Linked DNA regions of Homo sapiens: region 1 is linked to region 2. Evidence: chromatin contacts called from ENCODE Hi-C or POLR2A ChIA-PET data. All regions are on one chromosome and are shown on one strand. The core of a region is the stretch at or near the end of the contact, and the rest is flanking DNA. Distances in the headings are between cores, read along the strand shown. Region 1 overlaps SMARCA4 (SWI/SNF related BAF chromatin remodeling complex subunit ATPase 4). Region 2 overlaps CARM1 (coactivator associated arginine methyltransferase 1).

Evidence for each region. Hi-C counts contacts between places; a loop is a spot of excess contacts on that map. ChIA-PET counts read pairs that join two places held with the same protein, here RNA polymerase II (POLR2A).
Region 1: a loop to region 2 is called in a map of astrocyte of the cerebellum, with 5 times the contacts of the local background. The contact joins two enhancer-like sites. A Hi-C loop is called at or near these places in 1 of 168 maps with a recorded cell type or tissue (astrocyte of the cerebellum). POLR2A ChIA-PET finds 5 or more read pairs at or near these places in 3 of 52 experiments (activated CD8-positive, alpha-beta memory T cell and activated T-cell).

The regions. Positions count from the first base shown.
Region 1 is chr19:11,022,353-11,025,568 of GRCh38, reverse strand. SMARCA4 (SWI/SNF related BAF chromatin remodeling complex subunit ATPase 4) reads right to left here. Exons shown (of 35, transcript NM_003072.5): 20 at 1,938-2,051; 21 at 1,131-1,238; 22 at 61-147. Among named protein-coding and RNA genes, the nearest start is that of SMARCA4, 63 kb to the right of the region's middle. Within about 2 kb of position 1,250, at least 3 of the 41 ENCODE cell types and tissues checked have a DNase peak (open chromatin) inside an H3K27ac peak, as active enhancers do.
Region 2 is chr19:10,894,373-10,900,570 of GRCh38, reverse strand. All of the region lies in intron 1 of CARM1 (coactivator associated arginine methyltransferase 1), which reads right to left. Among named protein-coding and RNA genes, the nearest start is that of CARM1, 26 kb to the right of the region's middle. RefSeq lists enhancers at 709-1,326, 5,763-6,198. Within about 2 kb of position 1,315, at least 22 of the 41 ENCODE cell types and tissues checked have a DNase peak (open chromatin) inside an H3K27ac peak, as active enhancers do.

The DNA of each region.
Region 1 (3,216 bases), core at 1-2,500, 130 kb before region 2:
CTCTGCCTAGGAGCTCAGCAGACAGCAGGGCCTGAGCCGTCCCAGCCGCGGCGGGCTCACCTCGATGTGCTGGAACATGTAGGGGTGGTTGCAGATCTTCCGCAGCTGCATGATGGTGTTCATCAGGGTCTTGGTGCCGCCTTTGCCCTGGAAGGCAGATGAGAGGGACCCAAATGGGGTCTTGCCCTCCTGGGGTGGGGTGGGCTTGGTGGATGGGTGGGTGTTGGGAGAAGGGCCATGGGGACGCTCTAGTGGGGAAGAGTGGCTTTTGGCACAGCAATTGGGAGTGAGGAGATGGCAGGCTGGAGGCCCGGAGGCCCCCAACAAGCCCTGGGAAACAAATGACTGCCTGGCACAGCAGAGGGCAGATGGCAGGGACAGGGCCAGCAGGACGGGACGGAAACAAGACTGGCAAAGGGCTGAGGCAGAGTCCCCGATGCTTTGTGATGCCAGCTTTGTTCTGGGCACTGTTACTGTGGGGGTCCCTAGAGGGTCTCAGCTGGGCAAGAGGGCCTCAGCCGGGTGAGCCATGACTCAGGGCTCCCTGGGCTCCAGGATGAGGAAGGAGGTGGGGGCGGGGCGGGGGGTGCATGCTCTGGGCTGGGAATGGACTAGGGAACACACTGCTGCTCAGCTCAGGGGAGAAGGGGCACAGACACAACGTCTCGGGGAAGCCAGGCCGAGGTCAAGGCCTTGGGGGCAGAATCAAGGGGTCTGGTGCATTTCCTGGGAGGATAATTTCACTGCTGGTGAGGAGAGCCAGGCAGGTGGGGCCTGGGGCCTGGGATTCTCAGAGCAGCCCCTGCAGGAGACAGCCCGCTCCCTTCCTTTCACTTAATAACAGAGAAGGGGGGCATTCTAGAACACTCTAACCCTGCTGGGGTTAGTGCTGGGCCCAGGCTGCCAATTGCAGAAGGAGCCAGTGTTTCATAGGCAAAGGAGAAGCCACTGGCAGCTGAGTCAGTGTGTCCTGACACAAGCCACCAGCCATCATAACCAGGGCTGGCCAGATGCCCTGGGGATCATGACCAGATCATGACCCGATGGTCAGAGCACGCTCTGCTCTGCCTGCCACGCTGCCGGCCTTGGACACCCAGTGGGGAATGCAGTTGGGGGACTCTGGGGCCCACCTTCTTGTCCTTCTCGGAGCCATCAGTCAGCAGCACGCCCTTGGCCTGCATGTGGCGGTAGAGCACTCGCTGCAGCGCAGACATGTCGCACTTGATGACGTACTCCACCTGCAGGGGACACATAATGCTCACGAGGGCCCAAGGTGGCTTGAGGCCTGACTCCCCCCATCCGAACCCAGCTCTGACCCCCTCGGCCCTGTCATATGAGCTCTGACCAGAGCACACTGGGGTGTGGGTGAGGAGACCCTCACAGCTGGGGAGAAGAGGGGAGACCTGGGCAATGAGAGGAAGCACCAGGCAGAGATACCAGAGGGTTACTGGGCCAGAAAGGGCCCCCCAGCCATCTTCTGGGGGCCTCTCTACAGCCAGCCAGGAAACAAAGAGCCAAGAGGGACAACTGCAGCCGGGGACCCCGAGTCCATGGGTCTTGCTGTGGGAACTGGGCCCAGGGGTGTGGCTGCAGCAGGCCTTGAAAACCCAGAGCCATGATGGGGGGCCGGGGGGCAACCCCAAGCCCACGGCCCCTCCTGATGTGGCCAGGAGAGCCCGCACAGGCACCTGGCCCCCTGACAGGAAGTGGGATTTTGTGCTCTAACCTATTGTGAGCTATGTGAGCCTATGAGTGCTTTTCAATCCCTACAACAGCAGCACAGGGCTTTACAGACCCAGTGGCGTCATCGCCACCCCCAAGCTGGATTGACCAGGGCAGGCCTGGGACTGTGGGGAGAGGCCCTGAGCACGCCCAGCCCTGGAGAAAGCCCCCACGTGAGGCTGCTTCACTGGTGGCTCCCCTCAAAACTCCATCACCTTTTCGGGCAACTGGGCCTCGACTTCCTTCTTGAGTCGTCGGAGCAAGAAGGGCCGCAGCACTTTGTGGAGACGCCGGATGATGAGAATGGTTTCCTCCTCATTCAGGTCCACCTGGAAGCCCCCAAGACAGGAGAAGCAAGCGTTACCTCCAAAGGAGGGCGACAGAGGTCTCACTAGAAGGTGCGGATGTGGGGACAGGGTGGACGGGGTCCCCTGGGGTGATCTTGCCCTTGGCACGTGGCTTTTCAGCCTGCTTTATGCTTTCTGGGAGCCAGGCAGGGCACCCTCTTCCTTAGGAAACTGTGAGGATCTGGTTCCCTCCATGTAATTCCTGGGACATGGAACCGCAGTACCCAGAGCACTCTGCTCCCTGTGCCTCACCAGAAAGACCCCCGGCAGCGGGCATGCTGCTTCTCCACGAGTAACACAAACTGGAGTGTCCACAGACCCACCCCACGCCAAGCTCATGCCAGGAGCGCTGCAGGGGCCAGGCTGACCACATGGGGCTTATAGCGGGTGATTCTCAGGGAGGGCTCTGCCACCGGGAGCCCCAAGGGACTCTCATTCAGCCTGGGTGGAACCAGGTGAAAGAAACCCTGACCTCCCACGGCGCCTACTCCTCTACTAATAATTAACTTTTAAAATGTTTTAATTAAAAAAGTTAAAGGAAAATGAGACGACGCCAAAACTTTTCTTCTATTGCTTCCCTGGCAATCCTTTGGCAGAGCTTTTGCTCGGCTCAGAAAGTGACAAAACTATAGCATCAGATCCTGGCCCTTAGTGTGGGGGTCCCGGGAGTCTAAAAATTGGGGACTCCTTTATCACGAGGCTTTGGGGAATGCCTCGGTTTCGCCATCAGAAGAGTCTCTGCCTTGACCAGCAGCCGAGAGGGCAGGGAACTCACGCATGAGGCCAGGAAGGCCCCAGCTGCCCTGGACCTGTCTAAGGTGGGAAGAAGGGGGTGGGCCCAGCCGTGCTGGGCAGGGCACTTCGAGGTAACCTCTGTAGTTCTGCCCACACTTCAGCATCTGGTTACTTAAACCCCTCAGCAGGAAACACAGTCTGTCCCACAGTTTCAACCTCCAACAGCAAGGAGCTCTAGGCTCAGGGATCAGTGCTGGTGTGGGACCACTCATCAATGATGATGCTGCCATGCCACAGTCTGGCTGATGGTGCCACCCAGACATTGAGACACACTGGCCACTGAGCTTTTTGAAAACAACGTAAGACAGAACCTGACCATGTGGCCCCGCTAACTGGAATCTTCCAAGTTTCC
Region 2 (6,198 bases), core at 66-2,565:
AGATAAACAAATATGGCTTATCTATAAAATGAAACATTATTCAGCCATAAAAATAAAGGAAGCACTGAGCCATGCTGCAACATGAATGAATAGCAGAAACATCATGCCGAAAGAAGCCAGACACAAATGATTCTATTTATATGAAATAGTCACAGAAGGCACACTGCTGGTGGCTGAGAGCTGGGAGAAGGCAGGAATGGGGAGCAACTGCTTAATGGATGTGGGGTCTCCTTTTGGGGTGACAAACATATTTTGGGAGTAGATAGAGGTGATTGTTATGCAACATTGTAAAAGGGCTAATTTCATGTTATGAAACAACAGCTCTTGACCTCCCAGGCTCAAGACATCCTCCCACCTCAGCCTCCCGGGTAGCTGGAACCTCACGCACATGCCACCACCCCTGGCTAATTTTGTTTATTTTTTTGTAGAAATGAGGGTCTCACTATGTTGCCCAGGCTAGTCTGAAACTCCTGGGGCTCAAGTGATCCTCTCACCTTGGCCTCCAAAGTGCTGGGATTACAGGTGTGAATTTTGTTTCAATAGAAAATGAAAAATGGGCCAGGCGTGGTGGCTCACGCCTGTAATTCCAGCACTTTGGGAGGTGGGCGGATCACTTGAACCCAGGAGTTTGAGACACACCTGTCCAACATGGCAAAACCCCGTCTTTACTAAAAATACAAAAATTAGCAAGGCATGATGGCGGGTGCCTGTAATCCCAGCTACTCAGGAGGCTGAGGCAGGAGAATCGCTTGAACCCGGGAGGTGGAGGTTGCAGTGAGCCGAGATGGCACCACTGCACTCCAGCCTGGACGACAGAGTGAGACTCCGTCTCAAAAAAAAAAAAAAAGAAAAAGAAAAAGAAAACTGTTCCTAACTGACGAGTCCAGGTATGAGGGCCTACAGATATGAGACCTGAAGGGCAGCTCCCCGGCCACACCCAGCCAGTCCTGCCAGACTCTCTCCCACCCCAGGAGCCAGGTGCCGCCCTCCTGAGGGCAGGGCATGGAGGAACCTCCTGAGCCCTGCCAGGAGGGTGTCAGCAGGCCACTGCCCCAGACTCACAGCCTCACTACACCCACAGAGGCCCAAGATAAAGTGCTCCCAGCTGTGGGTGGGTCCCAGGAAGGGACATCCAACCTTGGCATGGTGCCCACACTCATACCCGTCCTGGGGCAGGAGATACTGTCGATCTGTTAGCCACACCTGGGCGACAGCAAGTGGGCCCAGGGAGGCCTGTTTACCAAGCAGCCTGGCAACCCGATGTTGCCTGAGGCGTCCCTCTCTGACCTGGCGCCAGGCAGGCAACTACAGGACCTGTGGCCAAGTGAAGCCTGGCTGTGCCCAGCCAGGGCTAGGGCTGGGCTTGGGCCAAAGATGCCGGGGCTGAGGGCAAGTGGATCGCTTCATCACAGCAGCAGCTGCTAAAGCCCGCGGAGCCGGCAGCTTCTCAAAGTCACAGCTTTATCCCCAAGTTAGTCCCTGGCACACAGAAGACACCTGGGAAATACTGACAAACCAAAAAAAAAAAAAAAAAAAACAAGCTAAGCCGTGTTCCTCTCTTTGTTCAGGAGACTCCCGAGCCTCTGAGCTCTGTGCCCATCATTCCTCATGGCTCTCCCCGTCTTGGCCCCTCCCCATGGACACACTCAACCCTCTAGTCCCTACATGGGCCAGGCCCCAGGCCTCTGCACATGCTGTTCCCACTTTCTCCCTTCCTCTCCCCTCCCTCTGCTACTATGGGTCCAGTGGGCCATCGCACACCTGGCCCAGGGTCACCTCTGAGTAGGCAGGGAATGCACAGCCTGTCTCCTGGCTTGCGAACAGCACCCCAGGAGGAGGGTAGAAGGGAGCCTTGGGGCCCGGGACGCACAGGCATCTGGATCCAGCAGTGGCGATTCAGTGCTCGCCACAGATGCAGCCCTGCCCGCAGGAAACTCACTGTGGCATCCTCTCAAGGCCAGCAACCACCTCCCAAAGCGGCCATTCAGCTGGGGAGGAGCAGTATGGGAGCCGCGGAAGGGGGCAGGACCCCAGGATTCAGAAAGGCCCTCTGTGTTGGCCTCTAGAGACAAATCCAAAAAGCACCACTGTTGCGGCATCAGCCGGCGCATGTTGGGGACTGTGTGCACATGGCCTGGAGAGGTGGGGGACAGGCTGCAGGGCTAGCAGGCAAGGGTGACCAAAAAGCAGACTCTAGAGCCAGGAGGCCGTGGTGAGTTCAGGCCAATTGAGGCCAGGCCACAGCTGGGGTATCTTTTTTTTTTGAGACTAAGTCTCACTCTGTCGCCTAGACTGGAGTGCAGTGGCAAAATCTCAGCTCACCGTAACCTCCATCTCCCAGGTTCCAGCGATTCTCCTGTCTCAGCCTCCCGAGTAGCTGGGATTACAGGCATGCACCACCACACCTGGCTAATTTTTGTATTTTTATTAGAGACAGGGTTTCTTTTTTTTTTTTTCTTTTTTTTGAGACGGAGTCTCGCTGTCTCCCAGGCTGGAGTGCAGTGGCGCAATCTTGGCTCACTGCAGGCTCCACTCCCTGGGGTTCACGCCATTCTCCTGCCTCAGCCTCCCGAGTAGCTGGGACTACAGGCGCCCGCCACCTCGCCCGGCTAATTTTTTTTGTATTTTTTGTAGAGACGGGGTTTCACCGTGTTAGCCAGGATGGTCTCGATCTCCTGACCTCGTGATCCGCCTGCCTCAGCCTCCCAAAGTGCTGGGATTACAGGAGTGAGCCACCGCATCCAGCCTAGAGACAGGGTTTCACCTCGTTGACCAGGCTGATCTCAAACTCCTGATCTCAGGTGATTCACCCACCTCGACCTCCCAAAGTGCTGAGATCACCGGTGTGAGCCACCGTGCCCGGCCCAGAGCTAGCATTTCTTTACCCTGCAGTAAAAGGAAAGGGACTGGGATCTCCAGGTGGAGTCTCCAACGGGGAACGTAAAGAACACAAACCCGGACTGAGTGTTACGCTTTGGCCACCCCTGGACCCAGCCTGGGGCTACTCGCTGGCCTGCCACACTGCAGTCGGCCCTGATGAAGCTCTGGGGCCAAGGGAGGAGGGGCTGGAACTGCAGGGAAGGGGGTAGAAAAATTGCCCCATCTTTGAGGCAGCCTTTCTTGCTTCCCAGGAAGCAGCCCTCCACCATGTGAATCCAGGTCACAAACCCCCAGCTGCCATGAGCCAGGCCTGCCCACACCCTGCAGAGGCTGGGATGTCACATGACATAAGAGTGACAACACTCTAACAGCCAGGCTCTGTTCCGGTGCCTTATGTCGACCTCCTGTTTCCTCTTCTCATCACTTCTGGGAGTATCTACTCTCACTATGCCCTTATTTGCTCAGAGAGGTTAAGTGTCTTGCTCAAGGTCACACAGCAAGAGTGGCCGAGGTGACTGGCACCAGCATCCCTATTCCTCACCAATGCACCACCCAATGTCTCTGCGCTTCCTAGAGCAGGCCTTGGCTGACTTTCTGTGTAAAGGACCAGACAGTAAATATTGTGTGCTTCCTGGGGAATCTGATCTCTGCTGGGGAATCTGATCTCTGCTACAATGATTCTATTCTGCCTTGCAGCAGACAATATGTAAACAAATGAGCATGGCTGTGTGCCCATAAAGCTTCATTTGCAAAACCCGGAAGGATTACAGGTGCAGAGCAGAGGCTGGACCCTCAGCATCCTCGCCACCCACTTCCCTATCTGCTCACTAGGCACTCGGCAATGGAGACACACTCCCCATCCTAGAGGCGGTGAGGACAGCCGAGTGGCAGACTGACAGAGATCCCCAAGTGGTGGACTCTGTAGGTGCCTGGAGGTGGCACCTGACCCAGCCTGGGAAGGAGACTGGGGACAGATATGCCAGTAAGGGGAAGAGTGCAGGAACGCAGGGAAACAGGGGTGGCCCAGACAGTGTGGTGAGCCCTGGGAGGCTACTGGGACAGACCTCCAAGAAACGTGGGTTGATGTGGGTAGGGGCGCTGTGGAGGGACTGCAAGAGGCCCCAGTGGACTGGTGGCTTGGCTCTGGGCAGCACTGGGAGGGATCTTGCGCAGGGTGGGGAGAGACCCACCGTCACACAGGATAGGGAAGGAGCCAAGTGCTATGGCTGGCCAGGCAGGAGGCAATGGGGATGGGGAAGAGGGCAGCTCTTGGTGGACTGGCTGCTGTTCCCCACCTGCCTTAGAGTCAGCATGCTGCACATCCCCTCCTTATTGGCCCCCCAGGGCAGCAGAATCTGGGGGACTCTAAGGTATAAGGATTCCCTAGCCCCAGACTTGAAGAAAATACACTAGAGAATGGTGGGTGGGGCAGCAAGCAGCTCCACGGCAGCCCTGGGTCCCAGCATGCAGGAGGGTCTTGGAAGAACGGGGAGACGTCTCTCAAGGGTCTCACTGAGCAGATGGTGCCGGGCGACATACCATGCCTCAGTCACCTCCCAGTCCACCCTTCAAGCCGCACAGTGTCTAACACAACCCGCCTGCTTCACACCGCCCCACGGTTCCCCAGCACCTTCCGGAACCAGCCCCCTGCCAATGTCTGCAGTCTCACTGCTGCCCCCTGGGTCACTCCAGCCAAACCTCGCTGGCCTTCAACACTCTCTCCCGGTCAAGATCATGGGCAGAGGTTCTCTCTGGCCTCTGATGCTCCTTAGAGATCACCCTCCCCTCTTCCCCTGCTTCCTTGTCACCTCCTCCTAGAGGTCCTCCAGCATTTCCCGGACAAGCCCTCACTGCCTGGCAGCTCATTATTTAATGCCTACCTGACAGCCCCACAAAGCGCAGATCCAGGGCTCTGGGCATGACCCACACAGTACCTAGCACACAAGGGGCACTCATGGGTACTGACCAGAATGCCCTCCCCGGGATAGGGGCAGGGGCAGCCCAGCCTCTTCCCTAAGCACAGGGGGCAGTGGGTTCAGGGGTCTAGGTGTCCAAGTTGGAGTGCTAGCCTGCCCTCACTGTGCGCATGGCCTTGATTGGGGAAGTGGCTTCACCACGCAGAGATGTTTAGCATCAGGTGGCCACACAGCAGCACTATTTGTTCACCTCCTTCCCCTCCCCCTTGCTTCCAGAAAGCAACGGAACAAGCAGGGGGTCTTTGGGCCCTTGAGGCTCGTTAGACCTGGGTCAGGGGGACCTGGAGTCCCTTCAAACCTCCCATCCCTAGGCCAGGCACAGTGGCTTGCGCCTGTAATCCCAGCACTTTGGGAGGCCAAGGCACGTGGATCGCTTGAGGCCAGGAGTTTGAGACTAGTCCGGCCAACATGGTGAAACCTCATCTCTACCAAAAATACAAAAATCAGCCAGGAGTGGTGGTGGGCACCTGTAATCCCAGCTACTTGGGAGGCTGAGGCACGAGAATAATTTGAACCTGGGAGGCGGAGGTTGCAGTGAGCAGAAATCACGCCACTGCCCTCCAGCCTGGGTGATAGAGCGAGACTCTCTCAAAAAGAAAAAAAAAGAGAACCTCCCATGCTGTCGTGACATCAGGGCCACATTCTTTGGCAGATAGAGAATAAGGAGGCCGGCTGGGAACAGTGGCTCCCGCCTGTAATCCTAACACTTTGGAAAGCTGAGCGGGGAGGATCACTTGAGCCCAGGAGTTTGAGACCAGCCTGGGTAACACAGTGAGACCCCATCTTCTACAAATAATAATAAAAAAATTAGCTGGGCATGGTGATGCGCACCTGTAGTCCCAACCATGTGGGAAGTTGTGGCAGGAAAATCCCTTGAGCCTGGGAGGTCAAGGCTGCAGTGAGCTGAGATCGTGCCACTGCACTCCAGCCTGGGCGACAGAGTGAGACCCCATTTCAAGAAGAAAAAAAAAAAGAGAGAGAGAGAAAAAAAAAAAAAACACAAGGAGGTGGAGGGCAAGAAGAAAAGCAGCAGCAGCTCGGGGGAGAAAGGCCACATTTCAAGCTCTTGCATCTCCAGGGGGAACACAACTGTAGCCACCAAATGGAGGAATAATTAAAGCTATTTATCTCGGCAAACCTGGGGCGGGGGAGTAGCTGGTAGCTGTAGAAGCCGTTGTCCAAATGGTACGTCTTGTATTAAATCGCCTCCTGCTGCCAAAGACAACATGGGCTCTTCACCTTCCAGAGGAAAATATTCCCGATCAAAGGAGGAGAGTTAGGTAAAAAGAGGGAGACACCCCGACCCCCCGTGGCCAACTCCCATCCCACAGGCACGGAAAAA